Linked DNA regions of Homo sapiens: region 2 is linked to region 1. A link is a loop called in an ENCODE intact Hi-C map of the cell type or tissue named here. Cell type or tissue: IMR-90. All regions are shown on one strand. Links, peaks and the distances in the headings refer to the core of each region. The heading gives the core; the rest is flanking DNA. Region 1 overlaps LINC00972 (long intergenic non-protein coding RNA 972). Region 2 holds the start of LOC107986745 (a long non-coding RNA gene).

Region 1 (16,742 bases), core at 7,578-12,577:
AAGATTCTTGAATCCCACCTTTATATCCCTCTCCCTCTGTAGCTGAAGTAGAAGTTTTCAGCCTTGTCCTAACAAAACTTCACTGCAAATACCTGCATCACTTTGTTTCCCCATCTTAGTCTTTCTTCAGCTCTGCAACCAAAAATGCACTAAACTTAATATACCCAGGGTAAATCCTTAACAGATGAAAAACTAGGTGGATAAACCCCCAGCCTTCCTATTGTTCAGTGGGACAGTTTGAAGGTATGGTCCACACAATAGCTTAGAGGCGATCCAATAGAGTGGAGCATCAATTATCTGTAGCAGTAACCCTCTCATTAATGTACCATTTATTGGCTTTTCTCCTTTTCCCATCTCACTTATCTCATCTGTCCCTCATTCATATCTCCTAAGATCACCTCCCAAACAAATTATATGTTTGTTTGTCTTTGTCTCGTATTGGCTTTTGGAGAAAAATGAACTAAAATAGTTTGACCTCCAGTTTCTATAAAGAGATACTTAAACCTTTCCAATACCAATAAACAAAAATTCAGTGAACCTCTTGAAGTAAAACTCACAAAACAATGTTCTGATGAATTAATCTACATGATTCAAAAACTTGTGTGTTCCATTGCCCTGACTGCACAGAGAATCTACACATCAAAAAGAAACCAAAGTTATCCTCAATTGTCCCTAATTTTTGGTTTTGCTGATGCATGAAACTTAGATGTTGCTATGTTGTTCAGTATTTGGCCAGCAAAAAGCTTGGCTAATTCTCTTATCATTAACCACAACCTACATCATCATTGTTGCCAAGAATGTGAAGATAAACTCCTCAATGTAATACATGCCAAAAAATATTGTGTCCTTTGTGTCTAATTGAACATTTTTTCCATTTTTTAAAAGTGAGCACTTTTTTCAATTACATTTGTTTTTAAAAAGACTGTATTTTTAACTGGATGAACTGCTTACTAATTCTTTCTTCTTTTTCTGTTTTTCCTGTGGAGTACTCCCTATTTACTTTTCTTACCTAAGGTGAACAACATAATGTTTATACATATATACACACCATATATATTAAAACATATACAGTTTTATATGTGGTTTTATGTATATATACATACACACACACACACACACACAAACACATAGTTAAATGGTTAGTTTAAACACATGAACAAGGTAAGGCTATTATTCTTTGGTTGGTAAGTAACTAAATGAAAATGCTTTACTACTAAGTATTTTTATTAAATACTAGTACCACTAAATTAGAAAATTCTCAGGCCCTAGATTTAGGAATTTATTTAGCTGTAGTGCAAACATGTAGAATATAATTCATAGGGAAACAGTTTTTCCAGTTAAGAATCTTGAGGACTACATTAGCAAAAAAATACTTAAATTTGATTTTTGAGACTAATAAAATAAATGTAATTAATAATAATGCAAAAACATAACTACAATTGTTAAAATATATTAGTTTGATATTTTGTCTAGTTAATTTAACAAAAGAAAATGAGAGGGAGCAGAGAAAAGGAAAGAACATAAATTGTCAGAAAGTTGGTCTACTTTGTAAAATTCTTAATTGACTTAGATGTAACTAACTTAATAATATGTTACTTGAAAATATAAATAGTGAAATTTGTTATAATTTTAATTGTTATCTCATGGCCAAATGAGATGTAAACTGTAGAAAACCTCTGTTTTTCTAAGTTGTAATGAGGAAAACTTATCTTTCTGTCTACCTGTAACTTTTCAGAGCCAAAATATCTCTGAAAAAAATTTGTCTCTTTGAAACACTTTTCCTTTTCTGATAAGCAATAATTATATAGTTTTTCAAGTGACAACTCATTCTTAAGAGCCATAAATGACATTGAGAGAGTTATAAAAGATTTTAATTTTATATATTGACAAGTATAATCCAAATTTCCTATTTCACCAGATAAAAGTAAATTTTCATAATTACATAAAAATATGTACTAGTATGTCTTGAAGTTGATTATTCTATTAGTGTTTTTTTTTCCTGCTTTTGTATGGATAGAATCAACCTTTTGTAGGCTGTTACTTTTGCCCTATCTTTATATTTCCTGGGTACCAATCTCCTTACCTGCAAAGAAAGAGATTTGAAAATGTGGTCTCTAGTGTCCTCTCCTGACATAGCCTATAGATTCTAAATCCTATCCACAATTCCCAATTCAAGACCACATGGCCATTTTCAGTTCCCCCACCCATGTTATCGAGATAGGCTGACTTCTCTTTGCCAAGTTTGTTCATGGGACCAATGTGGTATATCCAAAGTGTATCTAATCTTGAAAAAATGATGACATCCTTGAGGATAGACTATGTATTATACTTTCCTATCCTCATCACAGAATAGGTGTTTAATAAATACCTATACTATCATCACAAAATCACTTATATCTTGTATGATATTGTACTAAAAAGAAAAGAAAGTGACTGTCACTTGATTAAGTTTCTTATCTTTTGGGGGGCACAAACTCTGCTTTTTACAACTTTTACTCAGGAAACTGATTTAACACAGAGAGAACCATTAAGTATCACTATTTTTGTTGTATCACTTCCCCCTGCATATCCTGATTTAGAAGTATTCTTTAATTACCAAAGAAATAATGCATCACTGAATCAGGAAATGTTTAATTATGGTCTGGTAGGAGCTTTGCTCACACATAGGTAAACCGTGTAACTTCTGGAGTCATTGAAAAATAATATTTCTTAATATCTGACAAGTCGTCAGCTATGCACTTAAGACAAGCCTCAAAAACACTTGTTTGACTATAGGTGGATAGGTGGACATTGGGTCAGAGTCAGACATGTGTTTGAAATATAGCTTTGCCATTTATTGAGTAAACTTAGAGAAGTTGATTAACTCTTCTGAGCTTCAGTTTCTCTGTTACAGTAAAATAGAGAATGGTAGTAACTATCTTACATTTTTGTTGAAAAGATTCCTTAGGATGACATATATAAACCACTTAGCATTCCTTGGCCTAAAGAAAGAAGTTTAATAAGTAATTTTCTTACTATTTAAATTATTGTGTGGAAACTATTATAGAGTGTATTTTTGTTTATCTTTAAAAACAGTTTGCTTTGGTTTGTCAGATTAATTTGTGAGAACATGAATAGCACAGTTGTGTAAGAAGTTTAGAACCTGTTTAGCTTAAGATCATGGAATCATCGAATATTAGAGCAGTGGAACACTGAGACATGAAACGTTTCATTTCACTTCCATCATTCACAACACATAATACATATACATCATACAGACGAAGAAAAGGAGACCCTGGAAATTGGAATATATTTTCTTTGTTTGCACATATAGAAAACTTGGGGGCTAGTCCTAATTCTCTCTTTTTCTAGCCAGCATTGCTTTATCCACACAATTCAGTCCTCTCAGATAATGAGAGATCAACATGAAGAAAATTGGAAGAAAGTAACAAAACATGACATAGATTTGGAATGTATGTGTTATCTAGTAACAAAATAATGCTATAAGACAACCATAATGCTCAGTAACACACAATAATAAACATTATTCAAATCTATAGGTGGGTTACTTATGCCGGACTTAGCTGGCCTGATTTTCTGATCTGACTGGGCACCCTCAGGCATCTGTGGTCTGTTTCTGAGGAAAGACGGCTATTGGCTGAGGCACTCAGCACTTCTCATAGTCTATTATCTTCAAGGTAGCTTGGGCTTGGGCTCACAGAATGGTAGGAATCCAAGAGAGAGAGAGAGCAGAGGCATTCACATTTCTTGAGGCTTAGGCTTATCCCTGCTACCGTATCACCTCTGCCAAAGTCTACTAATCAAATACATCATGAAACCAATCCAGAACTAAGTGGTGGGGAAAGTGGGGAAACAGACTCCACTTCATGATGGGAAAAACGTCAAAGTGCTGTTGCTAAGATGTAAACACGAATAGGGGTGAAGACTTGGGGCCAATTTTTTAAGCCTTCAAAGGAGATTGCACAATTTTGTAATAAAATTAACCTTTCCATCCTCTGTCTTAATAATATTTCTCCAAAATATTTGATATGTTGGTGTCTAGTTGCTGTCTAATTGACATTATAAGAAAACTTCAACATTTAATATGAAAAAAATGCCAAAATAAAATATTTTAAATGTTAATAAACTCAGTTGGATTGCAAAATGTAAATATCAACGTTATCTCTTCTTTAACCATAAGCAGCCTTCCATACCCTTAGTCAGAGTGCATGTGGGCTGCTCTTTATCATGAATTAAAACCAGCTTTGAAATCTCTTTGTCACTTTCTGAAATCAAGATTAGAATTAAGCGTTAATGCTACCAAATATATCAATCATCTTAACACAACCATTTAGGCACTCATACAGAAGACTTATCATCCTATTACAATACAATATATCAGAAAATCTTGAAAATTATTGTTGTGATATATATGCATTTATGCATTTTCATTTTATTTATATTTTAACATAGATAAGAGTAAAAATAATTACTAAAATAATCAGTTTATTTTATTATTTTTAATGGCAAATCAAGTAGATTTTAGGTGAAAAGATTTAGAGTTGAAGTCATCTATCTTATGTATAAGGTAGAAATATTTGCCCGTTTTCTAAATCATTATTGTTAGTTAACAAGAAGCTAATTTGAAAGGCTGTTTATAAAACAATTTATAGTTACTGTTTGAAATATTAGTAATATTTTTGAAGGATATTAGTAAGTTATTGGAACTGATTAAGAAGATAAATCTCTGAAATTAATTTTCTATCATAAACACAAACATTTTTTAAAAATTGAGCTTATCTTAATAGAATAATATTAAAATAAGCTTATTCCCTACTTCAACACTTAATACTCTTGTGTTAAAATAAATTACTTTCATAACAAATATATTATGAACAATGCATATGATTTTTCTATTCCACTGGAAATAAAGCTAAACTTTAAAGTAAGATGATTGTTCTATAAATTTCAAGACAATTGTAAGTAAAAATGTGCTAATTTCATCTTAATGGTGGTACCTTAAACTCAAGCCAAATCATGATTATAAGAAATCAGACTAGGACAGAATGAAATATAAGTCCCTGAGCTTTAATAAAGAGTAATTATTTTAACTGAGGGTTTTTTCAGGACTTGATGCTTTTTTACATCACTGACATTATGGGAGACATTATCAAAATTATTAACAAGTATTTTTGAAGATGTTAATATTTGAAGAATTATAAATGCAAGACTATAGTTACAAATGCTGTAATCAAACTTTTCTCTTATACATTTATGAAAAATAACATTATAAATATAAAGATTTTCTGTTTTTCATCTTTCATCGACGATGTATGGCTTTCAAATTCTTCTGTTAGCATAGGAGGAATAATGTTTCAAAATGTATTTTTTTGAGCATATATATTGGCAATATAATGTGCTAGTTGAACTTCTAACACTTGGCTGATATTAAGTCTTGGTTAATGTGCTTTTTCTCTGGTATTTCTAAAAGTGCTGTACTGCAATATTTTTCATTTGTTGATTTACCTGGTTAGACAGAATAGGTGTCTAATTTAGAAAAGGTAGCTCTTGTTTATTGTGACTTTTATATTTATTTACAATGTTCAGTAGTACTTTACATTCTCTTTAACGAAATCAGCTAAATTCCAACAACAACAACAAAACTCTGAGGCATTCATGTAGAGTAGGGTGCAATAACCTTTGCTGTTTTTCCAATAAATCATTTGGCACTTATAGCTTATAATAAACAGTTCTCTTCATGCGCTCTGAAGGAATCTGATCTTTCGCTAAGGTAAGTGTTATCCCAAGGGTTCAGAGAGGATGGAAAGAATTTAGAAACCTCAAAGTTGGCTTCTGTGAACACCTGGTTAATTATGTGAGACAATAAATGGGAAGTATGGCAACTTTAAGCATACTTATTTATTTCCAGACTACCAGGGTGTGTATATATGTGTGTGTGTGTGTGTTTGTGTGTATATATACGTATATATACGTATATATACATATATATATGTATATATACATATATACGTATATATACGTATATATACGTATATATACGTATATATGTATATATACATATATACATACATATACGTATATATACGTATATATACATATATACATACATATACGTATATGTATGTATATATACATATATACATATATACATACATATACGTATATATATGTATATATACATATATACATATATATACGTATATATACATATATATACGTATATATATATGTGTGTGTGTATATATATATATATATATATATATATATATATATACTTGTTTTCCTACTTCCCTATGTAGAATACATATAAAATAAATAACTTTATAATAAACCTTATGAAAGATAACCCTCCAGACTCTGGCTCATCTAATTTTACCTTGGAAGGAATAGTATTATTTACCAATCTTAATAACAAATACCTGAAAAGCTACCAGATCATTAGGACTGGAAATCAAAGCACATGTCCATTTAGGAAGGGTCTTCTGAAATTGGTCTTCTGAATTATTTTAAATGTTAGGGATATTTGTGATATTTTAGTATATGGAAATATATTTTGCATTGAGTCTCATCTCAGTGTTTACATGTATGGACGATATACATGTAATAATGTTTATGTTCAGTTGTTGTTTATGGTCAATGAGGGGTAAGAATAACTCTCCCATTGTCTTCCAGAGTAAAATTAACAACCATAATAATACAAATAATAGCTAATAAAATATGCTATTATGTTACATATGTTAATCTTTCCCAAACCATGCTGATTTTACTATTATTATTACAACTTTACTGATTAGAAAGTTGATTTTAAGTAGTTAAACACTTAGTTGCCCACAATGATCCAGTTCACAAGGGGCGAAACTAGAATTCAGATAGAGGAGATGACTCTAGATTTTGAGCTGTTATTAGCTGCTACACTGTACACTGTGAGCATTTGACTGTATTAGGAGGTCCAATCTCACACTTATATTTGTACTTACGCAAAGCCCAAAACACTCCATTGAAAATGAATATGGGTATGACAGAGGCCTCCTTTTCTATCACAGGTTTCTTCCCTTTATGCTCATTAGAGCTAACCTAATAAATAAAAAGGTTTATTTTTATGAGAATGTTTCTAACATATCAAGATTTGCACATGCCATATCATTACCAATAAAGTTCGCTAATGAGCATGGCTTTGTACATCAAGAACTGTAAACTGTAAATGGTCCAAAGTGCATCTTATCCTCAGGCAAAATAAGTAACTTCCCACATATATATGTAATTTTGGAGGTGCCTACAGAGCTCTTCTGTACCATCCTATCTCCACTCCCCAAATCCCAAACACCATCAAACACCTAATTTACTCATCACCAAACTCTGAATTGTCAGGATGCGTTATAAATGGAAAAAGCTCCAACGTGGGAAGAGTTGATAGGTGAAGGAAACTGCAGGCTTGGGATTTGAACTAATGCTCTCTCCATCCCTATTTCAGTAAGAAAAGGCAGTGTCTTGCCAAAGAAAAGTCACAGTAAAAGGGAAAATGAAACCGCTATGTTTTTGTTATATTCTAAATGATGTCATGACCTAGAAAATGTTATCCTTTCATAAATACCATTGTCAAATATCAAAATGTTAGTGGTATAATAGTAGAAATTAAAAATCTAGTTAGATCAAGATACTAATTTAGTAGTGAGGTCCCACTTCCTACTTCAGATTTGGCTTCAATTCAAAAGAAGTCAGAAAAGAATATTTTTAGTGCTGTTGTAATAGCATTACAGTTCTCTATTTTTGTTTTGCCTCTGTTTCAAAAATTATATCTATGCAATTTATTTTATAAATAACAAAAATGGCCATAAATTTTACCCTCTTATGCAAACTTACTTTTGCAATGTAACTTTTTGTATCTCCTCCAACTTGCAATTCTTCCATCAAGAAGTAGAATCTATCTTCCACCCTTTGATTTGTGGCTTATCCATATGACTTGCTTTGACCAATGGAATATTAACAAGTGTGATGCTAATAGAGATTTAAAGCATTTATGCACTAGATCTTGCTCTCTTATGGCTCATTGAATCTTGATGCTCCATGTGCAGACACCTGAGTATCCCTGGAGGATGACAAAACTTTTTAAATGAGGACTTTACAGACTAATCAACTTGCCAACTGTCAGATATGATTGAGATGATTCTAGACCATTTAGCCTTGGCTGAGCCTGTATAGACAGAAAAAAAAAACTGTCTAAGCAATCTAAAGAATTGTGAAAATAATAAATACTTGTTGTTTTAAGCCAATAAGTTTTGGGGTGGTCTGTTGCACAGCAAAAGATAATTGATACATTCCCTAGCTTTTTTTTATTGTTGTTGCTGTTATTGTAGATACAGATATTTAAGAAAACATAACTAGCACTTTCTGGCATGGGAAAAATACATATGGAAATGTAAAAATATGAATGTTCACACTCTTCAGTAATTCTAAGAGAGCATCTAATTGCTAGGTTCCGAAATAGAATGAAATACCACTGCTCAGTTTACACGACGCAAAACTGGCTCCCGTTGTGTTGCCAGTATTACATGTGAGGAAAATGAGAAGTACAGTTATGTTTATGTTGACACGTCTTCATTTCAAGTTTAAGCATTTGATTTGTTTATACTTTCCCCCATTTCCTTGGTTCAGCTGCACTGTCTGGGTTTTAACAAGCTTCAGTTTTACCTCATTCGGTGAGACAGTGTCTGAGTTTAGGATTAACATTTGTACAGTGAAACATAAATGCTCATGAATTGTATATAATATTTTAGCAAAAGCTTATTTAGTTTTACTGCTTTCACAAATTTTTGGTTTAACCAGCAGCCTTCTATTACTCCCTTACAAATTCAATTTAATGGATGGTAAGAATATAATAGTTGGAATGTCTTCTTTCTAGGTTAATAAGTTTAGTAGGTAGCTGCTCTCTGCTGTGGATTAAATAAAAGTTTCAAATTTTGCTTTATCTTTTTCTGTTTCCCTTTATTCAAAAATCTAACTGCTTCTCTTAACAAATAAATCTAAAAAGTTTAAGTTACTCTGAAATAAGTGCATATCCTGATCGGATTAACTAAAAACAATGCTTGAAAAGTTTTTAAAAAACTACACACAAAGTTCTATGTCACTATAACACCATTTTTCTATCTTGTGTATGTAGGATATTTTTGAAATCTTCTGCTTTCCCTATTTTTGCCCTTCTTCCAGTCTCCTGAAATAAGCTCTCCCTGTCCTCAGGAATTCAGTGATCTAAACAACATAGAGTTAGAAGAAAACTTAGAGGCTTTCTTGAGTCTATATTTAAAATATATTTTACTCCTATTATCAATAAGAAATGTTTTAATAGATATACATATAATATTGATAAAATATTATCATAAATTAATTTTTATTTTCATATTTTCATCAGTGCATGATGATAGTTTTTAATTCTATTTTATTTCATTTCCATTTACTTCTATTATATTATCTTTTTATTTGTTGGGTTTTTTCTTGTTTTGTTTTTGTTTTTAAGTGTTGGTCACTCACTACTAAATTGATTTTGCATTTTAGTATTGGATTTTGACCTATAGGTGGAAATATACTGTCCTACCTTAGAAGGAATAAAATAATTTACATCTTAAGATGCCTGTTATGATAACTATTTCATTCCTTCTCATCTTTCTCTGCTTTTCTCCTAGTAAAGTAGATATCTCTATTCTAACCTCCTTTCGAAGGAGAGGAAATGTTATCTCCACAGACCTCAGGCCCATGGCAGAGCCATCCCATGAATCTTCTATCCTTGGATCTCCTTTTCTTTGATTTCCTGATAATCATAATGACTCTCAAATTGGCTTATAGTTCATTTCATCTTTTTAAAAAAATGTCTTGCCACCTGTCCTTCTTAAGCCACCCTACACACATATACCCTGCTTCCAGCTACTTTTCGGTTTTCTTTTTTAGTTTCATTTTTCTATCCCAGTGGCTCCTGCCCCAAGACTTTGTCTTAGATACTCCTCCTTTTGATCATAGCCCTTATCATCATCATTTTTGTAGAGCCCCAAACACCACTAGGGATAATTTAAAATGGCTGGAATCAAGTATGGTTAGCAAAAATGACTTCCAAAGATGGAGAAATAAAAAATTATTTTGATGAGAAATGGGTCCCTCTACTGGTTTAAAAAATAATGAAGATTTAATTAACTAATTTATGTCCCTTGAATCTTTCTGTCACTTTTCTAGCTAAGCATTGGACAATGATATCAAGTAAATAAATTAAAGTTTGAGAATATATGTCCTTGTTTAGAATTATATCAGGTAATCTCTCATATATGAGCTGAATCCCAGTCTGCTCTACTTCCCAGAATCACTCAGAACTCACTGGAGGGAAGCTCTTGCTTTTCTGCCTCTGGTATCTGCTCAAATGCAGGCACTCTTATGGTTACAAACTTTCCCAGCTTCCACTCTCTCTTATGTTTCTCACCCCAAACCTTTCAATCTATTTTCCCCCTTTCAATCTATTTTCCCCCTGCTTACCTATGTCCATCTTTATGAGAAATGAAGTATGTTATTTTCAAACCCAAAAGTATCCATCCTTGCAGGCACATGCAATTAAAGTGGGGTAGGCGCATTCCTATCATGACTTTCCAGACTTTCAGCTGTAAGATGGGGATGCATTTATACTGTTCAGAGAATCTCACTGTGCTGAGAACCTATATTCTTCTCTTGGGAATCAAATCACTTCCCTTCCTTTTTCCTCACTAACCTCAATTCCCAGTTACTCAGTGTTTATTGATCTCAGCTAGATGTAGATAGAAAAGCAAAGTTCAGGTCATAGGTCTCTGCTAGAGAGCTTTTGCAGTTTTGAAGGTTATCAGATTCACTATATTGCTAATTGGTGGATTTCAACAGGGAGGAAAAAAAAATCAGTCAATGTAGGCTGAGAAAATAGTTAAGTGCCAATAATCTTACTTCACGTTTAATAGTCACCACTTGCCTTCTCTATCTCATCCTTTATTTATCAATATTTATTGATTGATTCATTTTCTAATGGTTATACAATTTATTACTAGAGTCTAATTTTGATTTGATAATTTTTATCACTTATTTATAGCAATATAAATCACATAGTAATCTGCCGTTTTTCACTAAAGCCAACATATGAATTGTATTTGATCCTTTTTATCTGGAGGGCCAGCTGAAATTTTTAATTTTAGAAAACAAAAGCAAAAAGTAGAATCTTTTCTTAAAAAGAAGAGCAGATATATGTCCTTAATTCTGTAAAAACTCAATCAATAGAAGCCAGAAAGTGGTAAGAGCAAACTAATGACAACTGTTGCCAGACAATGTCTCCTTGACAGAATTAGCTACATAAATAATTTGTAAGGTCCCAGTGCAAAATAAAAAGTGGGGCTTCATGTTGAAAAATTACTAAGAATTTCATTATGCCAATAGCAAAACATTGAACTATTCTCAGGGCCCCTCTAGGTATATAGTACTCTTTCCAACTGCACAGGTCATGTATATCCATGAAGAAGACCTTGATTCTAGAACATGTTTTGCAAATGTATACTGAAAGCTACAATCTCCTCCTCATCTGTATCTGTATCTATTGTATTGAGTCTTTTTTTTTTTCTTCACAAGAAGAACTTTTTGGAAGAGTAGTCTAGTTGACTGCTAACAAATTCATTGGGAAACTGCTTATATGTGTGGAAAATAACACAATTAGATTTCTATTTCATACTATTAAGCAAATAATCAGTTCTAGGTGGATTTAAGACTGAAATGTAAAAATTGAAAGTTTTTTTTAATTTGAAAACGATAGATTATGGCTTTAGGCCAGGGAAATGCACTTTAAAGAAGTACAAAAATGTACAAAAACACAAAAGTTGAGATTGATATATTTAACTATATTAAACATTTTAGAAACTAAATTAAAAGACAAATTAAATACATTAAAAAAAGTCAAGGCTATAATGTGAGAAAGTTATCTGTCATACAGATAGCTGGTAATAGGTTACCATCAGAATGTATAAAAAATCCTTTAAAATAGGCAATGACACATTTTAAAAATACTATAAAAAATGAATATACTTGAATGACCGATATATCTATAAAAACATGCTCATTATCAGAACACTTCCAGGTACCATTTTACACCTCATCCTCATCTCCATCAATAGCCTTGGATGTAGTCACAGAACTTCTGAGTCACTAGGGGTAGGGTGGGGCCTTGGAAAGTTAATTTTGAAGAAGCTCTCTGAGGGATTCTGATGAGTACCATGGTTGAAAAATGTTTTCTTGAATTTTAACAGATCCTGGTCCAAAGGAATCAATCATCATAGCCTAAAATTGTAACTTCCACACAGTTTTTCAATCTGTCACTTCCTTTCCATTGCTGTGGTTCAGAGAGGTTTAGAGAGGGACTTTGCTACGTGTAAAGAGGTTGGTCTTAAATGCCAGACAGCAGTATACTCCAGCTGTGCAGGAGGTGCAAGGACCATTAACCCACAACTACATGGAAAGCAAGGAGAATAGTGTTCATGAGTCTCCACCAATGTCTTCTATATTAGGTGACAATCATTTCCTCCAAACCCTTTCTCTCTAAACCCACAGCTCATAGAGAAACTGTATTTCCTGATGTCCACAAGAACCTGTCTCACTTCTTCTTTCATCCTTGATTGATGGAGGGAATAAATCATTCTTCACTTCTAGTGAAAAAGGAGGGAAGAAGTGCTCAGGGAAGGATGCAGCCAGGACATGGATTTTTATTGGACCTGAAAAGATGATTAGTTGCCCTGTAATAGAGCACAGGCGTGTTCTGATAACAGTAACTTCTACATCATTTGAGGCAGAAACAGAAAAACAAACCTTATATAGTGTCTCACAAAAGTACCCTTTAGCTAATCTCTCTAATATATAAAAATCTGTTAATCTGAAGAAATAAGAGATTAAAAGTATATATAAAAATGGGTAAAAGAATGGATAGAACTTACACAGAAAAAATAAATGTACATAAAATATACAAAAATATGCACCATATTATTCTTTATAAAAATGCAGAGATTACTATTACTGGGAAACCGGAAAATTTCAAAAGTTTTACGGTTTATTCTGTAGCTGTGGCTTTTGGAAAGCAGTAACTCTCATGTCTTGCAAAATGGTCAATCTCTATCAAGGAAAATTCCCTTTGATCTATAATCTCACTTTTAGAAATCCACCCTGACAATAGGCCTTCCAGAATACAAAACAACATATTATGATGAATTGTTATAATTTTGTGTTGCCTCGGCATTCATTTTGAATACAAGTTAAACTTTCTGATACCAGAAGCGGGGCTTAGTCATTTTTGACACAATTTCCAGTTCTACACCACACTTACATGACTCAACCTAGCCAAAAAACTTAGATCCATCTCTCCCGCTTCTTTTAAAAGGACAGTCAGGCTTTGCGTGGGAATGTAAAGTGACCCACACCATATTCACTTACATATACCGCTAGTTGCCATGTGCTCTTCTCCCTCTCTGTCTGACTCTTCATTCCTGCCTCCTGTGACCTGGGGACAGAGGACTGCCCTCTTGACTCATTGTGCCTCCCTGCCCAGGATCTGTAAGTGAAAATCTTTGAACTTGTTTCTTATTGTGGTAGTATATTAAATTTGCGTCTTCCATCTGAAAAACCAGGGGCTTCCCCAGGCTGGGTTTTTTCCTGGAAATGCAGGCAAGAGCACATAGTCAGGCTTCCAGTGCCAGAGCAATGGTCAGTCATAATCTGGACACAGGTCAGACAAAGACAACGTAGGTATCTGCCAGTATAAAGAAGTTTCCCATGTGACAGATACCCCAACTCCACCCCAACATCACGAGTTAGACAACCAGACATTAAGCCATCCTCCGAGTAAAAGAAATAAATATCCTGTGAAAGGCATACTGTAAACACCCATATCCAGCCCCAGTCCTTTTCCTTTAGGGCAGGGTTACTAGGTGCTCTGGTACTGGAACCCCAGTTTAGCTGGGGACTCTCAAAACACATATGCAAATGGTATTTTTTATGATGCTATTTCGTAATAGCAAAATTTTAAAACAAATTCTCATCTATAAAAAACTGCTTTAATAAAGCATCATAAAAAAACAAAAAGAAATACGAAGTAGCCATTAGAAAGAATGAGAAAAATCTCTATAAATTGATAGAGGAGTAATTTCTAGAATATAATTTTATGGAAAAAAGGAAGGTCAAAGATTGCATTCAATACTTTAATAGGTTATTATTTGTGCAAAAAGAAGACAGATTTTCCCCCAAAAAGAACTAGGGGAAAGATAAACCAAAAGGCAATAAAAATGATTATATATAATGGATAGGAGGGAAAGGGTGGAGCTGGATATAGTGAAAGGAAGATTTCCTTGAGTAAAATTTTTAATATAGTTAAAAGTCTAAATAAGATAAAAAATCTGAAGTTATCTAATAACTGAGTCTATAATTATTACTATTAGTGGCAGTATCCCTATTTATGATGTTATTTTATGGGCACTGTAGAATAAAGCCAATAAATTAATACATTAATTTTATGAAAAGAAAACATGCCAGTAATCCCAGTGCTTTGGCAGGCAAAGGAAGGAGGATTGCTTGAGGTCAGCCTGAGTAACATAGCGAGACACCATCCCTACAAAAAATGTTTAAAAATTAGCTGGGCATGGTGGCACAAGCTTGTAGTCCTGGTTACTCAGGAGTCTAAGGCAGGAGGATTGCTTGAGCCTACTAATTTGAGGCTGCAGTGAGCTATGATCATGCCATTGCACACCAGCCTGGGTGGCGGAGCGAGACCTTGTCTAAATCATACATACGTGCATATTTTTACTGAGAGAAAAACAGGTACCAATATAAAATACAAGGTAAAAAAATCCTGTTAATGTTAAAATTTTATTAGAAATATTAGTTTGAATTCTTGATTAAAAACACCAAAAGACATTTCCTGTGTCTGTCCACTATAAAGGTCTAGAAATAACAATAACCTAGTAGCAATGAGACACCAAATGACCAGATATTGGTTTCTAAGTACAATTGCTGATTACAAGTAATTAATACCTATTATGCCTGAAGGAAAAAAAAAATACTAAAAGGCTCATGAAGTAAAAGGGAGGGGGCAACACTGACCTAAAGGGGCCCCTTCAATTCTGGTTAAGTTGAGAATCTCCTAGAATAATGAAAAAATTTGATTATAATCTCCTAAAACTGTGAGTCCAAAACCACAAAATGTAAAAAATAAAAAGCAAAAGTCTCCTTTTACAGAAGACTACCAATAGAGCATAGAATAAATGATGAAATCAGATGAAATGTGAGAACTAATGAGTTTGTAGCTCCCAATGTAAAAACTCCTTTAGGCACTTACTATAAATAGATGTTTAAACCATTGGGTTAAAGATCATTGGGGAAGAGAATTTTTTTGCATCAGTTGTAAATGATTACCCACAGATTACCAGCTAATTACAGAGGAAAAAGTTACAAGGAAGAGATATGATAATCACTGCTCATATCCAAGTGATCCAGCAGTTACACACACAGTTGGGCAGCCTGATATTATGTACCTCCTACATGTGATGCTGTAGAGTACACAGCGTTATCTATGTGGTGTCATTGCTAAATGACAGATTTTCCCTTAAGGTAATTATGATGAAATAAAATAAAGCAAATTCAGAAAGTGGAATGTTCTCAAAGAAAAATGGCCTGACTCTTCAAAACAAAATGTAAAAATATAAATAAAAAACAGTAAAGTCTTTAAAAGTAAGACACAAAAGGAGTGTGTTGGGGGGAACTCTTGTAGATTAAAATAGACTAAATAATCATAACAAATGCCATGATGAAACCTCACTGGATCCTATATCAGGGAACAAACCTAAAAGTTACTTCTAGGAAAACTGGGAACATATGATTGTGGACTGTATACTCAATAATCTTATAAAATTATTGTTAACATATATTTTATGTCGGATAATGATATCGTGGTTATGCTGGATAATGTCTTTCTTTTAGAGGTGTATGCAGCGTATTTATGAGAAATTATTGTATCTGCAACCTACTTTTCAAATGGTTAAAAATTGTATGCAGAGAGAAAGAGAGAGAGAGCAATGATGGAGGATAGAAACACTGATGAAGCTAGGTGAAGGGTTTAGAGTTAGTCATTGCATCTTTAAAAAGTTCTCTATAGAGTGGGATTTTTTAATAATACGAAGTTGGGGAAGGGGAAGGTGTTTGTCTCATATTTACTTTCTGCAGCTCATATTCTGCAAGTAATATTCTTGCTCCTTTCAAACTGTACCAAAACACCCTCATTAAGCAGTCAAGCTATAACCACAACAGCATCACCACACCCTCAAGAACAGTTGAGTTTTATACATTGTTCTCTCATTTTAAACAGCAAATGGCTGTTTCTTGCCCTCCGTGTCCATCCCCACACTGCCTCTAAAGGGCAAAAGCCCAGATAAGCAATTTAACAATTTACATTAACACATAATACTTAGTATCTGATTTCAGGTTAAGGTGATTTCATAATTGCTATTGCTGTTGTTTTTGCCCATTTATATAATTTTTCCCAGAACAAAGAATTCTATGACACAACTGGGGATTATACATTACAGCTTTAGGAAAAACCTAATTACCTAAAAATTTTAAATGACTCCCATATATGCACATGCTACATTACATGGATTTGTAGGGTATCCTCACAAAATTTTCCATTAGGTAAAAATGCATTTCCTGAAATATTTATCATA
Region 2 (16,742 bases), core at 6,361-11,360, 1.5 Mb before region 1:
ACCATATTTGCTTTATCCAGTGAACTGTTTATGGACACTTAGGTTGGTTTCATGACTTCATTATTGTGACTATCTTTTTAATATAATGATTTCTTTTCCTTTGTATATATACCCAAGAGTGGGATTGCTGGGTCAAATTTTTAGTTCTTTGAGAAATCTCCGTATTGTTTTCCATCGAGGTTGAACTAATTTATATTCTCACCAAAGATATAGAAACATTCCCTTTTCTCCACATCCATGCCAACATCTGCCACTTGCTTTCTAGTAATAGCCATTCTGACTGGTGTAAAATGACATCTTACTGTGCTTTTGATTTGCATTTCTCTGATGATTAGTGATGCTGGGCATTTTTTCAGGTGTTTGTTGGCCACTTGCATTTCTTGAGAAATGTCTGTTCATGTCCTTTGGCCAGTTTTTAGTGGGGTTATTTGTTTTTTCCCTGTTGAGTTTTTATTTTATTTTATTTTATTATTATTATACTTTAAGTTGTAGGGTACATGTGCACAACGTGCAGGTTAGTTACTTATGTATACATGTGCCATGCTGGTTAGTTCCTTGTAGATTCTGGATATTGGTTCTTTTTCAGATGCATAATTTGCAAATACAGTCTTCTAGATTGTAGGTTATCTATTCACTATGTTGCTTATTTCTTTTGGTGTGCAGAAACTTTTTAGTTTAATTAAGTCCCATTTGTTTATTTTCGGTTTTGTTGCATTTGCTTTGGGGTTTTTTTTCATAAATTGTTTGCCTAAGACAATGTCCAGAAGAGTTTTCCCTAGGTTTTCATCTAGGACTTTTGTAGTTTCAGGTCTTACGTTTAAGTCTCTTATCCATGTTAATTTTAGAGTATGGTAAGAGATAGGGAACCAGCTTCATTCTTCTGCACATTGGCATAGAAGGCAATTTTCTCATCACCATTTATTGAATAGGGTATCCTTTCCCATTGCTTATTTTTGTAGTCTTTGTTGAAGATCACTTGGTTGTAGATATGTGGATTTATATCTGTGTTCTATATACTGTTCCACTGATCTGTGTGTCCATTTTTGTACCAGTACCATCCTGTTTTAATTAGTTTAGCCTTGTAGTATAATTTGAATTTGAACAGAGTGATGTCTCCAGAATTGTTCTTTTTGCTTAGGATTGCTTTGGCTACTCAAGGTCTTTTTGTTTCCATATGAACTTTAGGTTTTTTTCTTTTTTTCCTAACTCTGTAAAAAATTATGTTGGTAATTTGATAGGGATTGTGTTGAATTCGTAAACTTCTTTGGGCAGTGTGGTCATTTTAACAATATATTTTCTTACAATCCATGAGTATGGAATGGTTTTCCATGTGTTTGTGTCATCTATGATTTCTTTCAGCAGTGTTTTATAGTTCTCCTGTAGAGATCTTTTATCTCCTTGGTTAAATATATACCTAAGTATTTTAATTTTTGTGTGATTATTGTGCTTGAAATTCTTAAGAGAAATAAGCTTATTGGATCAGTTCAGCCCATGCATCCCTCCCTCCACCTGAGGGTTGTATGTGTATCCTAATGTAACCAGTCATGTTCAGGGCTGTGGATTAATGTGATAACAGATATAAATATTTACACTCTCATCTAGAAAAGACACTTTAAACCCAGAAGCTCTAGATGTGGTAGATGCTGTGGAATGAGCTGTGAATGAGGCAGGTAAACACGCTAACATGACTGGTAAAATACTGTATGAATTTAAAGAGAGCACTTGCCCATGTTTACTGCATAATGGAATGTAAGTCTGTTTCCTTTCTTTTTGCATTTTTCTTCTATTGCTCTGTTTAGAAGCTTTTCAAGATAGACAACTTTAGCACAACTTTTAAGTGGTTTTGAAATTACTATTTTTGTTTCTATTGTCTGCCTGGATGGCTTCTTTTTCCTTACTCTTCCTTTTTTCCATTCTCAAATACCTGAACCCTACATAATATTGACATAAAATAATTAAGAAATAATTTTAAAAACATTTTAAGATGTAATATTTCTAAGAACTTAGTTAATATTTATACTTTTATCACCAAAATGTTGACAATGATCTTACAAACGAAGGCAGTATAGCATAGTGACCAACAGTTCAGACTTTGGAGTTAGAACACTTGGTTTCTTATATAACTTTTATGATCTTGTACAATATGCTGAATGCATTTAATTTATTATATATACTAGTCATGAACTATCACTGTTAGTACTACTAGTAGTATTATTACTACTCTCATTACTTCTATAACTAGTACTGTTACTACTAGTCAATTGTCTTTAAAGCTTGTTAGTTCCTTAGAGTTTGCACATTAATGAAACATATCTAATTGTACTCTTGTGGCTTTTTCAACAAGAAGAAGATTTACTATTTTAATCTGAGCTTCATCGATAACCTTCTGTCAACTTTAACGTACTGAATATTTGTTCATTGGGGAAATTCTATCTTCTGAAGTGAGATCCAGACAGAAACACTTGTTTCTTTATCATATGAAAGTTGTCATTTTTCAGGGCTGCATAATTGCCCTTTAAAATCTTCTCTTCTCATGCTCCACTCGAACTTTGATTGACAATTTAGAGTACTACTAGATATTTTAAAGGCAGGGAATTTTATTTTCTAGGTTTTACTTTTTATAGCTTTTACTCTTATTTAAATTTTCTTGTTTTCAATGATCTTATATAAGAAGAATAAAAACCAATAGACTATTTAACATTTCATTTCAATGAAAATTCTATGCTTTTACTGATGAATGTTTTACTGTAGTCAAAGAAATGAAGCTTCTTAATGGGCAGCCTTCTGATACAAATTTTGCTATTATAGGTCAATGTGCATCCTAGTTTCTACATCTTAATGTACCTACCATATTATTAGAGGAAAAAAAGTAGAAAGGGAGGATATAGGACTATGTTGAGAAAGAAAGCACACATCAATTTCTTTACAAAACCTTACAAAAATAGTTGCCTATTTCATAAGAGAAGTGATCATGAGTAAAATATAACTCAAACATGCACATAAATTATAAAGGCAGAACAACCTTTTCATTGAGATTCACATTGTGGCAACCCTTGATTTGCCACACATCTTGGCGCTATGTAAATATTTCTATCATAAATACAAATCAAGAGGAAGGTCTTTTTTAGATTAGCGGTAAATTTGAGAACACGTGGCAGCTCAATTGCTGGAAAAGAACATTCTCTGGTGCCTTCAGTTTTATTTCCGCAAATGGCAATCTTAATACCCACTCACTGAAGCCTTTCCAGGAAAGACTTCTTGAGCATGGCAGCTGGTTTGCAGACATCAAGACATTTAAATTCTTTCGCTGGTCATCCTCGGGAGGAGGATTATGAAACTAACGTATGGGAAACCTTACATTTACATGTAACAATTGTAATTCATGTGGACATGGTAGAGATTAGATTTTTCTTTCTCCTTTTTAAAAGCCTAATGTTATTTAACTGAAACAACTCTGTGTTGCTACAAATAGGTAAAATAAAATTACATCAGTTATAAACATTTGAAACCAAATAGAGGCTTTTTAAAATCCTAACTAAATAATCTTGTATGTTCTCGGTTGGTTGGTTTGATCTCTCTCTCTCTCTTTTTCTTTTTCTTTTTGCTTCTTTCACCAATAAGACTTGTATTCTGACAAATAGCAAGATTATGGAATATATTGTTGAAGTTACTGAATTAAGTGTTTTGCCCAAAAATAAAAATGAAAACCCAAATCTATCTAAATTTTCGTTGTTTCTAGTTTTGAAGTAGAGATCAAGTTTTGTGTTGGAATTGAGTGATTTAAAAACTAATTAATTCGTTGTCTTGATGTCATTGGTTTATTATAAATTACATACTTCTGGCAGGACTGGGCTCTCTATACAATAATTTAAAGAGAAATGATAGCTACATAAACTTACTATAATCTGTAAAAAGAGAATTAAATAGCATGTAATTCAACTACATTCATTTGGTCCTCAACTTAAAAAGAAAAGGACATCATATTACCATTTACACTGCTGTTCCTGATAGCATATTTCAGACTTTAATTTTTCAGGTTGTTATCGAATAAGAGCTAACATTAAACTTGGGACTCATTGGACAAGAAACATATAGCTAAAAAGAAGAGATTTTCAAAAAAGAGAAATCAAGTTACTAATTCATTGATTCATTTATTCAATGTGTCTTGAGAAAACACTATGCTAAGTTTTTTTGGGTATTGGGGTTGAGAAAAAGACAAAACAATACACCTTTCTCTAAGCTATTTGAATTATAGATGAAGGAATAATTATTTACATGATTAATATAACTTTATTAATATAAAATTAATGCAAAAAAGGATGTGTAAAGATGAGGTGGCATAAACATTTTTAGTAATGAACTGAACCAAAAAGTAGTATCCCCTGTTCCACATTGCTTTTACAGTATGAGTCTCTATAAAATCTCATTTTAGGCACACAACTAGAAAGAATGCCAGATGGCGGGGTGATTTTTAGATCCCATCTCAGGGTCAAAGTTGATGGCCAGATGTTACAGATCTGGAGAAAAGAGTCTAAGCCAGATGGAAAGGGCAGTTTAAACATACACACAAACATACATGCTCTGTATTTTTAAAGGGCTAGAAGTCTGGTATTTCTTTAGTAAGTCATAATCATATGTGTATTTTCTAAGTACAAGTTTTAAAAGTTAAAGATATTATTATTAAGAAAGCAACTAGTTGTAGACTTACATTGAAAGAAATTATATAATTTGATTTGTGTTGAAAATGTTGTAATATACTAACTTGATATTCAGCCAAGTGATACTGACAGTAAGTCTTGATGTGTTGATATCTATGACCATGAATCAAACATCTTATTATATTACAACAATTTTCAGAACAGTGTTCCTCCTAATTCCCATCTCATTTCATCTCTTATAAGGCAAGTTAGTCCTTGATTTGCTCTCGGTCTCTTGTGTAAACATGCTTTTCTTAGGTCTGTATATCTTTATTTCCCACTTCCTATACCAGGCATTCAAGTCAAAACCCTCTGCAGTATCCATTCCTCTGCAACACGTGGTCAGGATATTTGAAGAGCCCTCTGGAAATAAAACAATGAGATCTTAAATCAATGACAATTCACATACTTTGAATTCATTAACGGGGTATAAGAAAGTTAAGGAAATCTTCAGGGGCAAACAAAACAAAACGATCAACAAAAGCAACAATAAAAAAAAGTGAGCTGAAGGCTGGGTGTGCTGACTCACGCCTGAAATCCCAGCACTTTGGGAGACCAAGCAGGCAGATCATGAGGTCAGGAGTTCAAGACCAACCTGACCAATATAGTGAAACCCTGTCTCTACTAAAAATACAAAAATTAGCTAGGCATGGTGGTGCGTGCCTGTAACCCCAGCTACTCAGGAGGCTGAGGCAGGAGAATCGCTTGAACTCAGGAGGCAGAGGTTGCTGTGAGCCAAGATAGTGCCACTGCACTCTAGCCTGGGCAACACAGCAAGACTCCACCTCAAAAACAAACAAAAAAAAGAGTGAACTGAAACTAAGATGAGTAAAGACGTTTTTGAATGAATGTTTACATCAATATATCTGCAATAAGAAATTTCTGTAAGGTATGTTTTTTAAAAATGGGAAATGACCAGAGAAGGAGAACAGTTACAAGAAAGAATAACGAACTAAGAAACAAGTAAATTAAAATGTGTATTGTCTATATAAAATAATAGTATAGTCTAATTTATAGAGATAAGGAAAAACAGATAAATAGTAGGAGAAATCAAAATTGAAAAAATCTAAGGACCTTGTATTGTTTGGTAGGGGATGAAGACACTGAATAACTTTAGAAAAAAGTTAAATATATACATAAGTGATACAATTTCCAAATATTTTTATTCAAAGGGAAAAGATGAAAAAGAAAAAAGGCAGTCATGCCAAAAAAGTAAAATATAAAAAATTTGAAACTTAAGAAAAGACACATTCAAAATGCAAAATAAAAATGGTAGAAATGAATCCTTTGTGTCAGTTGTTATAATCACTGTATTAGGTTGGTGAAAAAGTAATTGTGATGTAGTATGCATAGAACAGGATTTTACATCATTATCCTATTATCCCTAATATTGGGTTGGTGCAAAAGTAATTGCAATGTTTGCCATACTTTTATGGCAAAATGCGCAATTACTTTTGCACCAACCTAATAAATAGGCCAAATTTGACAGGTAGAAAACAGAGGTCATCAGGTGGGATAATGATGTAAAATCCTGCTCTGTGTATACGACCTGTATATAGATAATATAAAGATGCAGAAAGATACTCAATGATAAAATTATGTAGTAATTATCCAACTCCAGAGTATAGGACACTCTAAGAACAACTATTCACAAGTCTATGGTATGAAAATGGTGCTGGAAGTGAAGGAGAGAGATCAGTTCAAGAGTAAAATGTATGCCTTTTTGCCATTTGTATCTGTATTACATTATATAAGTTTTTTTAAAAATTACACTATCCTGACCTAGTTTGGAGATCCCAACTAGAAGTCAGCCAGTTCCCTTCTTGAGCAGCTGAATAAGTCCTTACTCCTATCCGTTTTCCTTACCAGGTTCACACACTTTAGTCAGATACCAGACAATGAGAGACAGCCCCTATGTCCCAGATCTCACAAAATTATTCAACTTAGTCGATCCACAGGGAACAGAGAAACCTAGCTAACTCTGCTTGCCATACGTAAACTGCCTTTTATAGTTTTAGTTTACTGTTACTCTATCCAAAGTGCAACTCCCAAAGTGGGTCTGCCTGGCAGCCTTCTCTCATTTGGAGCTGTAAGTAACAGAAAAGTTCTGCCTTTCATCTATTCAAGTATTACCGTGTTATGGCTCTCCATCAAAAAGGTCTTTAAATCTTATAAAACACATAACAACTGTTTAAGTGTGTTTTGTGTTGTCATAACAGAACACCACAGACTGGGTAATTTATAAACAATAGAAACTCTGGAGGCTGTAAAGTCCAAGAACAAGGGGATCACATTTGCTGAAGGCCTTCTTGCTGTGCCATAACATGGCAAAAGGCATCACATGGTGAGAAAATGCACAAGTGAGCAAGAGGGGGCTGAATTTGCTTTTACAACAAACCTACTCACACGATAACTAACCTACTCCTCTGATAATGACATTAATCCATTCATGAGGGCTCTACTCTCATAACCTCACACCTCTTAAAGGTGCCACCTCCCAACACTGTTGCATCAAGAGTTAAGTTTCCAACACATGAACTTGAGGGGTCACATTTAAAGCATATCTACAACCCTAACCTTAAAGGTATGGGCATCCACATAAAGTAATTAATTCAACATGCATATTCAGGACTCCAAGTAGGAGGTGTTTTGTAGAATTTGGGAACAAAAGACCTTCATAATGAAAAAGCCTTAACATGATTGCTCTGGAGCAAACAAAGAAAATGTAGCCAGCTACTATTTGTAACTAGCTTTTTAACTTCTTAAAGGAAGCAATTATACCTTATTCCTCATGTATATGCCTAGCATAATATGAACTTAAAAACAAATACCAATCCCTTGAGTTCAGAAAATATTATAGATCTTTGTTTTTTAGATTGGACATTATGGGAGATACCTTTTAGTGTTTCATTATTTTTGTGTGAAGGATTTAGTCCTATCTAATTATATTAATTTAAGGTAGGCTTAATAGACCCTGAGGTCAAATAACATAGACAATAATTATGTTGAGTTCAGATATAAATAGTATTTTGTCATTTTAAACTAAGCTGGCTACAACTAATGTTCTTTTTCCTCAGTCTCCAGCATCTGCTGAACTTACTCTGTAGGTTGTATTGTCCTTACATTTTGGCAGAAACATAAGAGGGAACATATTTTCCTTACTGCCCCTCACACCCTTTTACTGGAAGGTTCCACTACTTTATTTGGACATTTTCCATTATACTTCTTATAGCATCCATATGCTAGCTTTTTGTGCCTATTAATGTTTTCTTTACTCTGGGCACCTTTCCAAACACACTACTTTGAAATATGGAACTTCTTATTTAGTTATATAGCCAATATCTAAAAAACCTCAACTAAGAAAAGATTTCCACCAGCATTTTCGAAGGTGCTGTTAAGATCCATCAATGCAGCCACTCAGTGAGTGTGGAAAAGAGTCTTATATCAGCTCAGGAAATCCACCCCATTAAAGCCTCTATCAAACAGAACATATCAGAAGGCACAGCATACAAACCACTATAAGGAAAAACTGTAGCCAAATTCAGCAGCAACAGATGTAGAATAAATGCACTTATTGACTAACTTCCTTGTGAGGCTATATTTGTGTTTCTACTTATTGGGTGCAGATTATATTTTCCTGCCAACAGTAAATGCTGTTGATTTAATACATGTGACAGCTCTACACCACATTGTAGCCCCATGAATGCTGGGATGGAATAGAAACATAGACTTCTTTTTCTAAGATACAGAAGGTAACCCACAGAATACACAGATACTTTTGCTCAGGAGAGGCCCATGGCTAAGAGGAACTTGTATATTGTCTTTGAAAAAAAATACAGACATGAAGTAAAAATACATTTTGGATGGGGATAAGCAACGTTGCTTCTTTTCCAGATGTCTGCCTAATTTCCTTGCCAGAAATTTCAAAGATGTGTATAAAATTTTCCTTAAAAATATGCTTACCAATGTTCTGTGAAAGAAAAAGCAAGGCACGTAATGACTTCATCATCTCAGAATGAATCATAATGGACCAAATACTGCATCATTACTCAGAAAATATGAGTCCAGAGAAAGCAGAGATCAGGGCTCTGGCTACTGGCAGAGCCATGCTGGTTAGCATGAGCAGAGGCTTTTAATCCAATTGTAAATTTTCTCCTTTGTGATGATGAGATTCCATCTCCAGCATTTAGGAGGTAAACATTTTAAAGTAACTGGTAACATCACTCGAAAATCAAATCCCAGAGATGCTGGCTGGAAGCCAAAGAGTTACCCCCGATGTATAAGAAAGTGGTTGCAGCATATAATTAGGTTAATGCTGGACTAGACTTGCTTTTGATGAGTTGGCAACTGTCATGACTGCCTTGCTTTAAGTGGGCTGGTGCCTGGAAGGAAACTATACCTATGGGACTTAGCAAGAGACAAGCACCAGAAAGCAATTGAAAAGCTGAAATTCCACAACCTTTTAAATAATGGAATCACAGAACAGAAAGGTCATCTGTTCGGGTTCCTGACGTTACATGCGTTTTAAGTTTGAAAGATAAAATTTGATCCACGCTTCATTTATGTCTCCAAAAGGAGACTTCACCATCTTCTTTGGTAAAGGTTTTAAGGTATAATATATCAAAAACTTCTTCCATATGACTTTTCAAACTCTCTTTGTTGTAGTTAAGTCTCAGTACACTTTTTTCTCATAATATATTTTTACATACGCATATGTGATTCCTTCATATTAACTGTTCCAATATCTGTACTTTTTTATTAGTCACGTTCCACACTGTGAAACTGTTAATTTTTCAGTGGTTTAAAACTGATGATAATTCCATTAAAAAAAATTGATCCAATTCTGATTAACATGGAAAATGTTACACTCTGGTTCTTGGATTTTCTATTAAAGTCTGATTACTTACAAAAATAGCATGTTTGTGGTTATCTGATACTTTGTTAATTGAAAGATACTATGAGGGACACTAAATACACAGTTTGCCCAATGCTAAATGGTTAAATTACTTAAAATCAAATTTGGATGAAAGTGAGAATTAAAAATATCAATATATAGAATAAGTTTCTGGTATATAAGAAAAAAATGCTGATTTTATATAAAACGAAACAAAATTATTATTCAATTTTATTTTGAAATATATAGAATTACATGTATATTTAAAGTTTTACACTTTACTGCAGGAGCAAAAACTTTTCAAAAATGTTAACTGCTGTAATGTCCCTTAGTTATATAATAATACTAAAAATATGAAATACATCACTTTCCAACAGCACATTTAATAGAACAGATGATTTTTTTGTGCTCTGTGGAATATAATACAGGGAAATGTTTTTCAGTAACATGTCTTCCAGAAGGAATTTTTAAACCAAAGACTCAAGCTTGAGAAAAATCTCAAGAATACATTATGAAATTTGAAAATGATTGGCAAAGTATAGCATTCATTTTGAACAGTTTTTTATTTATAGAAAATGTTAGCCTCTCCTAAGCGAATTAATGCAGGAGCAGAAAACCAAATAATGCATGTTCTAACTTATAAGGGGGAGCTAAACAATGAGTACACATGGACATAAAGATGGAAACAATAGGCACTGTGGACTACTAGACGGGGGGAAGATGGGAAGGGATCACCCACTGGGTACTATGCTCACTACCTAAGTGATGGGTCATTTGTACCCCAGACCCCTGTGACACACAATTTACCCTTGTAACAAACCTGCACATGTACCCCTTGAACCTAAAATAAAAGTTGAGAAAAATGTTAGCCTCCATAGACAGAAAATTATGAGAAATTTTCCACTTGAATTATTCTCGCAAGTACACGATTCTGAACTTCGATAAGAAAGAACAAAAATGTTGTGGGTACGTACTTTGTTCTTGCATTTTTTTCATTCCTTTAAACATTGTATTATTAATCCTGTTGCAAACCAAGTTGACTTGTCAACAATTTTATGTATATCACTTTAGAATTTTTCCTCCTACTGGATTTTTATGTTTATGTTGATATTTTTCTTCTAATTTATCATTAGGGATATAATTACCAGATAGTTTTAAAGGTGTTTTTTTTTCCTTGCAATGATCATGGCCTAAATGAAGTGAAATAACAAAATATTAAGACTTAAAGAAAATTAAATACTGTGTAATGTTATAAATTTTAGAATTCAAAACAATTCTACAAAGATTAAAAGTACTAGATAGTTCATTTTTACAGTTTTGTTTTAATATTATTTATGTTATTATAAAAATCTCCCCCCAGGCCAGGCGCGATGGCTCACACCTGTAATCCCAGCACTTTGGGAGGCAAAGGCGGGTGGATCACGAGGTCAGGAGATCAAGACCATCCTGGCTAACATGGTGAAACCCTGTCTCTACTAAAAAAAAAAAAATACAAAAAATTAGCCGGGTGTGGTGGCGGATGCCTGTAGCCCCAGCTACTTGGGAGGCTGAGGCAGGAGAATGACATGAACCCAGGAGGCGGAGCTTGCAGTGAGCCGAGATGGCGCCACTGCACTCCAGCCTGGGCGACAGAGTGAGACTCCGTCTCAGATAAATAAATAAATAAATAAATAAATAAATAAATAAATAAATAAAATAAAATAAAAAGAAAAAGAAAAATCTACCCGGGTGCCGTGGCATATGTCGGTATATGTCTGTAATCCTAACTATTCAGGATCCTAAGTTAGGAGGATTGCTTGAGGCCAGGAATTCAAGGCAGCAATAGCTATGATTGCACTATTGTGGCAATCCAGCCTGGGTGGCAGGGCGGGTCCCTAAGGGAGTCTCTCTCTCTTTCTCTCTCTCTCTCTCTCCCGCTCTCTGTCTCTCTCTCTATATATAAAATCCTTTTTAATGGTAATAAATAAATGATATAATTTAATATATAATTGTATATTTATATATTATAATTTATATTTTATATAATATAAATTATATGTTTATATTATTAAAAGGATATACTTTTCTTAAAATTTCTGTGGCCAAGCTAATGTATTTTGTCTTTTAAATTTGTATGGTTTCTTATCTCTTTGAAACATATAATTTTATTTATGCATATGGTAATGTCTTTCACAATCATGATGCATTATTGTAGCATTTCGCATGTTCAGCTATAAAGTATGCTCATATATGTGTATGTTCAGAAGAAAAACCTTGAAATAAGGTATTCTCAAATTCTAGCCACATTTAATGAATCATTCAGGAGCTATATGTCAGTCTCTACCAGGCACTTGTACGTGCTTTGATGTACAATTTTTTTTTTTAATGAAATAGTGTCCCTTCCTGGGTGTGTGTGTGTGTGTATATTTCATCTTTCGCTTTTTAATTAAAATATAATTTAGTCATTTAAACAATACAATTCACTCATTTAAATTGTAAAATTCCTCAGATTTTAGTATATTCACAGAGTTGTGCAATCATCACCACAATCAATTTTAGAACAATTCATTACTCCTAAAAGAAACTTGACGTGCATTAACAGAGTCTCCATTTCCTCTCAACCATCTCAGCCCTAGGCTGCTGTATTTTCTGTTTCTATAGATTTGCCTATTCTAGACATTTCATATAAATGCGGTCATACAATATATGGTATTTTGTGAGTGATTTATTTCACTAAGCATAATGCTTTCAGGGCTCTTCTATATTATAACATGCTTTAGTGCTTTACTCTTTTATCTTGCTGAATAATATTCCATTGTATGGAATATTGCATGTTATTTATTCAGTCATCAGTTGGTGGACACTTGCATTGTTTTCACTTTTTGGCTATTATGAGTAATGCTACTATTAATATAAATATTCATGTCAAAGTTTTTGTGTGGACACCTGTTTTATTTCTCTTAGGTATATACCTAGAAAGGGAATTGGTGAGTCATAGGGAAACTCTATGTATAACATTTTGAATAACTGCCAGATTGTTATTCACAGCAGCTGTACCCTTTTACATTCTCAGAGGCAATGTACAAGTGTTCCCATTTCTCCATACCCTCAAGACTTGCTATCGTATGTCTTTTTGCTTATAGCCATCATAGTGGGTTTTAAGTAGTATCTCATCTTTTTTTCTGTGTGTGTGTTTTCCTGATAACTGATGGCCAATCGTGTCGAGCATATTTTCATGTGCTTAATGGCCATTTATTTATCTTTTTTGGAGAAATGTCTAAATGTATCCTTTCTTCATTTTTAAATTTGGTTTTTGTCTTTTGGTTATTGTGCTATGTGAGGGCTTTTTTAAAATTTTGAATACAAGTCCCATATCAGATATATAATTTGTGAGTATTTTCTACCATTCTCTGGTTTTCTTTCCACTTTCTTGGTAAGATCACTTGAAGTACAATTTTTTAAAATTTTGAGAAAATACCTTCTATTATTTTTTATCCCTTGTGCTTTTAATGTCTTATGTAAGCAGGCTTTGCCTAATCCAAAGTCTCGAAAATTTATTCCTACATTTTTATTTAAGAGTTTTACAGTTTAATGCTTACATTTCAGTCTATGATTCATGTTGAGATAGTTTTGTGTATGGTATGATGAAGGCATTCAACCAATTGTTTTACATGTGGATGTCCAATGTCCCAATTCCATATTTTGAAAAGACTATTTTTCCCCATTGAATTTTCTTGGCACTGTTGTTGAAAATCAATTGACCGTTAGTGTAGTTGTTTATTTCTAGACTCTAAAACAGATTTCATTGTTCTATATGTCTAGTCTTAGGCCAGTATCACACTGATTACTGTAGCTTTGTAGTAAGCTTTGAAATTAGGAAGTGTGAGTCTTACAACTTCACATCTCCTTTTCATAATTATTTGGCTCTTCTGGGTCCCTTGCAATTCCATGTGAATTTTAGAATCAACCTGCCAATTTCTAAAAAGAAGGCAGCTGGGATTCTGATATGAGTAGCTCACTCACCCTGGGAGTGTCAAGAGGACACAACTTACACTAAAACTTTGAGGAACAGATTTGTAAGGGCAGCCCCGGTATCCATGGAGAACTCTGTGGTCATTCTTCTCTGTAGGTCAGAAATTGTACTGGAATCTGCTGCCCTGAACTGGAAGTATTAAGTGCAATGGGGATAATCAGATCCCATGGTGGCAGAGTCCAAGTGGTGTCACTTAATTGCAAAAGGAAGTGATTGTGCTTACTGTAAAGAACAGCAGAGTCAAAGCAGATCAGAATAGCCTGTCCCTGTAAGTGAAATAGATGAGCATTCTGTTAAATTCTCACTCGATCTTTATAGATAAAATAGTCCTAGGTCAAGTAAATAGAAGTCTAATTTCACTTATGAAAACATAGTTACAGCTTCTTGATCAATTCCCAGACTTGAGTCAGTTTACAGACCTGAAACTCTTTGAATGAAGGGGCAGTCAGGTCACCTTGAAGAAAAACCTGGATACACTGCCAAAAATCCATACTGTTACTCTTTCATCGGTTTTCTGCCAAGGAACCTGTAGACTTTTACTAGGATGACTCTGCATTGGGAAAAGAAAATAATCAGCCTTTTGGTGTATTATTGGACACTGGCTCAGATTAACACTAATTTTAGAAGACCCAAAACATTACTATGGTCCACTCACCAGTCTTACTAGGGGCTTGTGGAGGACCAGTGATCAAAGGAGTTTTAGCATAGGTCTGTCTCACAGTGGGTCCAGTGAGTCTGTAGATACATCCTCTAGTAATTTTTCAGTTCTGAAATGGATATTAGGAATATACATACTCAGTAACTGGAAGAATCACCATATTTGTTTGCTGATCTGCAAAGTATGGGCTATTAAGGTGAGAAACTCCAAGTGGAAGCCACTAAAATTGCTGTACCTAGGAAAATAGTAAACCAAAAATAATACTGTATTCCTGGAGAAATTACAGAGATGAGTGCCATTATCAGACACTTGTCGGGTTTAAATAATATGTCCAGCCCTGTCACTGATAAGACTATTTATTAAGTCAATAGAAACATTACTCACAGTGCTTTTAATATAAGTAATATTAAAACCTATTTTATCGTTTCAAAGGAAAGGAGTGTCATCTTTCCATTTCCAGTGTCATAACATGTAGTTACAAAATACTAATCTGTATACACATTATATATGAAAAAATATGTTATCTTATATACCTAGAGTACTAGAAAATGCTTAACTTCCACACGTCTCACTAGTATTCTTTGGCAAATATTTGTTGAATGCACATTCCTTTAAAAATCAAAACCATGGGATTAGTTATCTCCTATATTAATTTCTTGTTGTCACCAGAGTAGAATACCAAACATTTGTAAATTTGTTGTTCACATCAAGCAATATCCATTTATTATCTCTCAATTTCACTGGGCCAGAAGTCTAGGCACCATGCAGCTTGGCTGCTTCTCTGTTCTGCATTGCAAAAGGAACACATCAAGTTGTGGGCAAGACTATTCTTTCATGGAGGATCTAGTGACAAATCCATTCCCAAACTAATTCAGGTTGTTGTCAGAATTCAGTTTGAGTGGCATTATTTTACATTTTAGCAACTTTCTATAATATCTGGCAGTAAAAAAGAGCAAGATTCTCCTGTCATCTTCTGTCACATTGCACAGAGAAGGGTGCCTCTAAAAAACTCCACTGTACACCTATGTATGAATGAAGGTGAAAAGGCAAATGATGCATTAGTATTATTAATATATTTTTGACCTTATGAATCCACTGAATGGACTTGGGGTTCCCAAGGGGTCCACAGAAAACACATTGAGACCCACTTTTCTAGTGGAAAAAGAGATAAAAAGATTATTTAGTGGAGTGACAAGTGAGGAAAAGGATCACACAAAGTGTTCACTTGTAACTAAGTCTCTAGCTTATCATGCTATAGAGGGCATCATTCTCAACCTTAAGTTGTCCTTCCCAAGCCAGAGCATAAGAGGAAAGGACAACAATAAATTCCAACATGTATTTTAATTTACTTTAGAATGAATTTAAGAAGAAGTAGTTGTGTGAGAAAATGTATCAAGATTTTCTATTTCCTTGATCTTTAACAAATTATTCTTGTATTTTTTTGACCTGTAGTTGGAGAGGCCAATGCTCTTAGGTTTTCAAACTATCATTTAGAACCAACTGCTCCTCACTAAAACTCATCATAGCAGGAGCTAGGTTTTCTACTAGCAGCTGGTTTAAGTTGCCACCTACCTTCTACTTATAATAAATTTTCAATAATTTTGTTTATTTGTTTTTCAACTTTTATTTTTATTTCAGGAGTACACATGCAAGTTTGTTATATATTAGATTGGTCCAAAAGTAATTGCAGTCTTTGCCATTAAAAATAATGGAAAAATGACAATTACTTTTGGACCAACCTAATAGGTAAACTCATGTCAAGGGGGTTTGTTGTACAGATTATTTCATCACCCAGGTTCTAAGTCTAGTGCTCAACAGTATTGTTTTTTTGCTCCACCTTTTCCTCCCACCCTCAAGTAAGTGCCAGTGTCTGTTTCCGTGTGTTCTCATCATTTAGCTCCCACTTATAAGTGATGACGTGCAGTAATTTGTTTTCTGTTCCTGTGTTAGTTTGCTAAGGATAGTGGCCTCCAGTTCCATCCATGTTCCCACAAAAGACATAATCTCATTATTTTTATGGCTGCATAGTATTCCATGGTGTATATGCACTACATTTTCTTTATACAATCCATCACTGTTGGGCATTTAGGTGGATTCCGTGTCTTTGCTACTGTGAATAGTGCTGCAATGGACACGTGCGCATGTGTCGCTGTATTAGAATGATTTCTAATCCTCTGATATATACCCAGTAGTGGGATTGCTGGATTGAATGGTAGTTCTGTTTTTAGGTCTTTGAGGAATTGCCACACTGCTTTTCACAATGATTGAACTAATTTATACTCCCAATAACAGTGTATAAGTGTTCCCTTTTCTCTGCAACCTGGCCAGTGTCTCTTATTTTTTGACATTTTAGTAATAGCCAATGTGACTGGTATGAGATGGTGTCTCATTGTAGTTTTGATTTGCATTTTTCTAACAATCAGTGATATTGAGCTTTTATTCATATGCTTCTTGGCCACATGAGTAATTTATTTTAAAAAG

The links. Peaks named below come from ENCODE experiments on the same cell type or tissue, not always from the same donor. Only the 100,000 strongest peaks of a DNase experiment are listed, where the experiment ranks them.
Region 2: it touches region 1 in a loop (3-fold over the local background); 3 of 110 quality-filtered maps call a loop at or near these places.

The regions. Positions count from the first base shown.
Region 1 is chr7:85,454,323-85,471,064 of GRCh38, forward strand. All of the region lies in intron 2 of LINC00972 (long intergenic non-protein coding RNA 972), which reads left to right. Among named protein-coding and RNA genes, the nearest start is that of LINC00972, 42 kb to the left of the region's middle. In IMR-90, for the core only: a CTCF peak has its summit at 10,122 (motif pointing left); no DNase peak of the experiment used is centred there.
Region 2 is chr7:83,913,518-83,930,259 of GRCh38, forward strand. It overlaps LOC107986745 (a long non-coding RNA gene), which reads right to left and starts at 14,360. Exons shown (of 3, transcript XR_001745027.1): 1 at 14,259-14,360; 2 at 14,023-14,153; 3 at 4,918-5,060. In IMR-90, for the core only: no CTCF peak of the experiment used is centred there; a DNase peak (open chromatin) is centred at 8,714.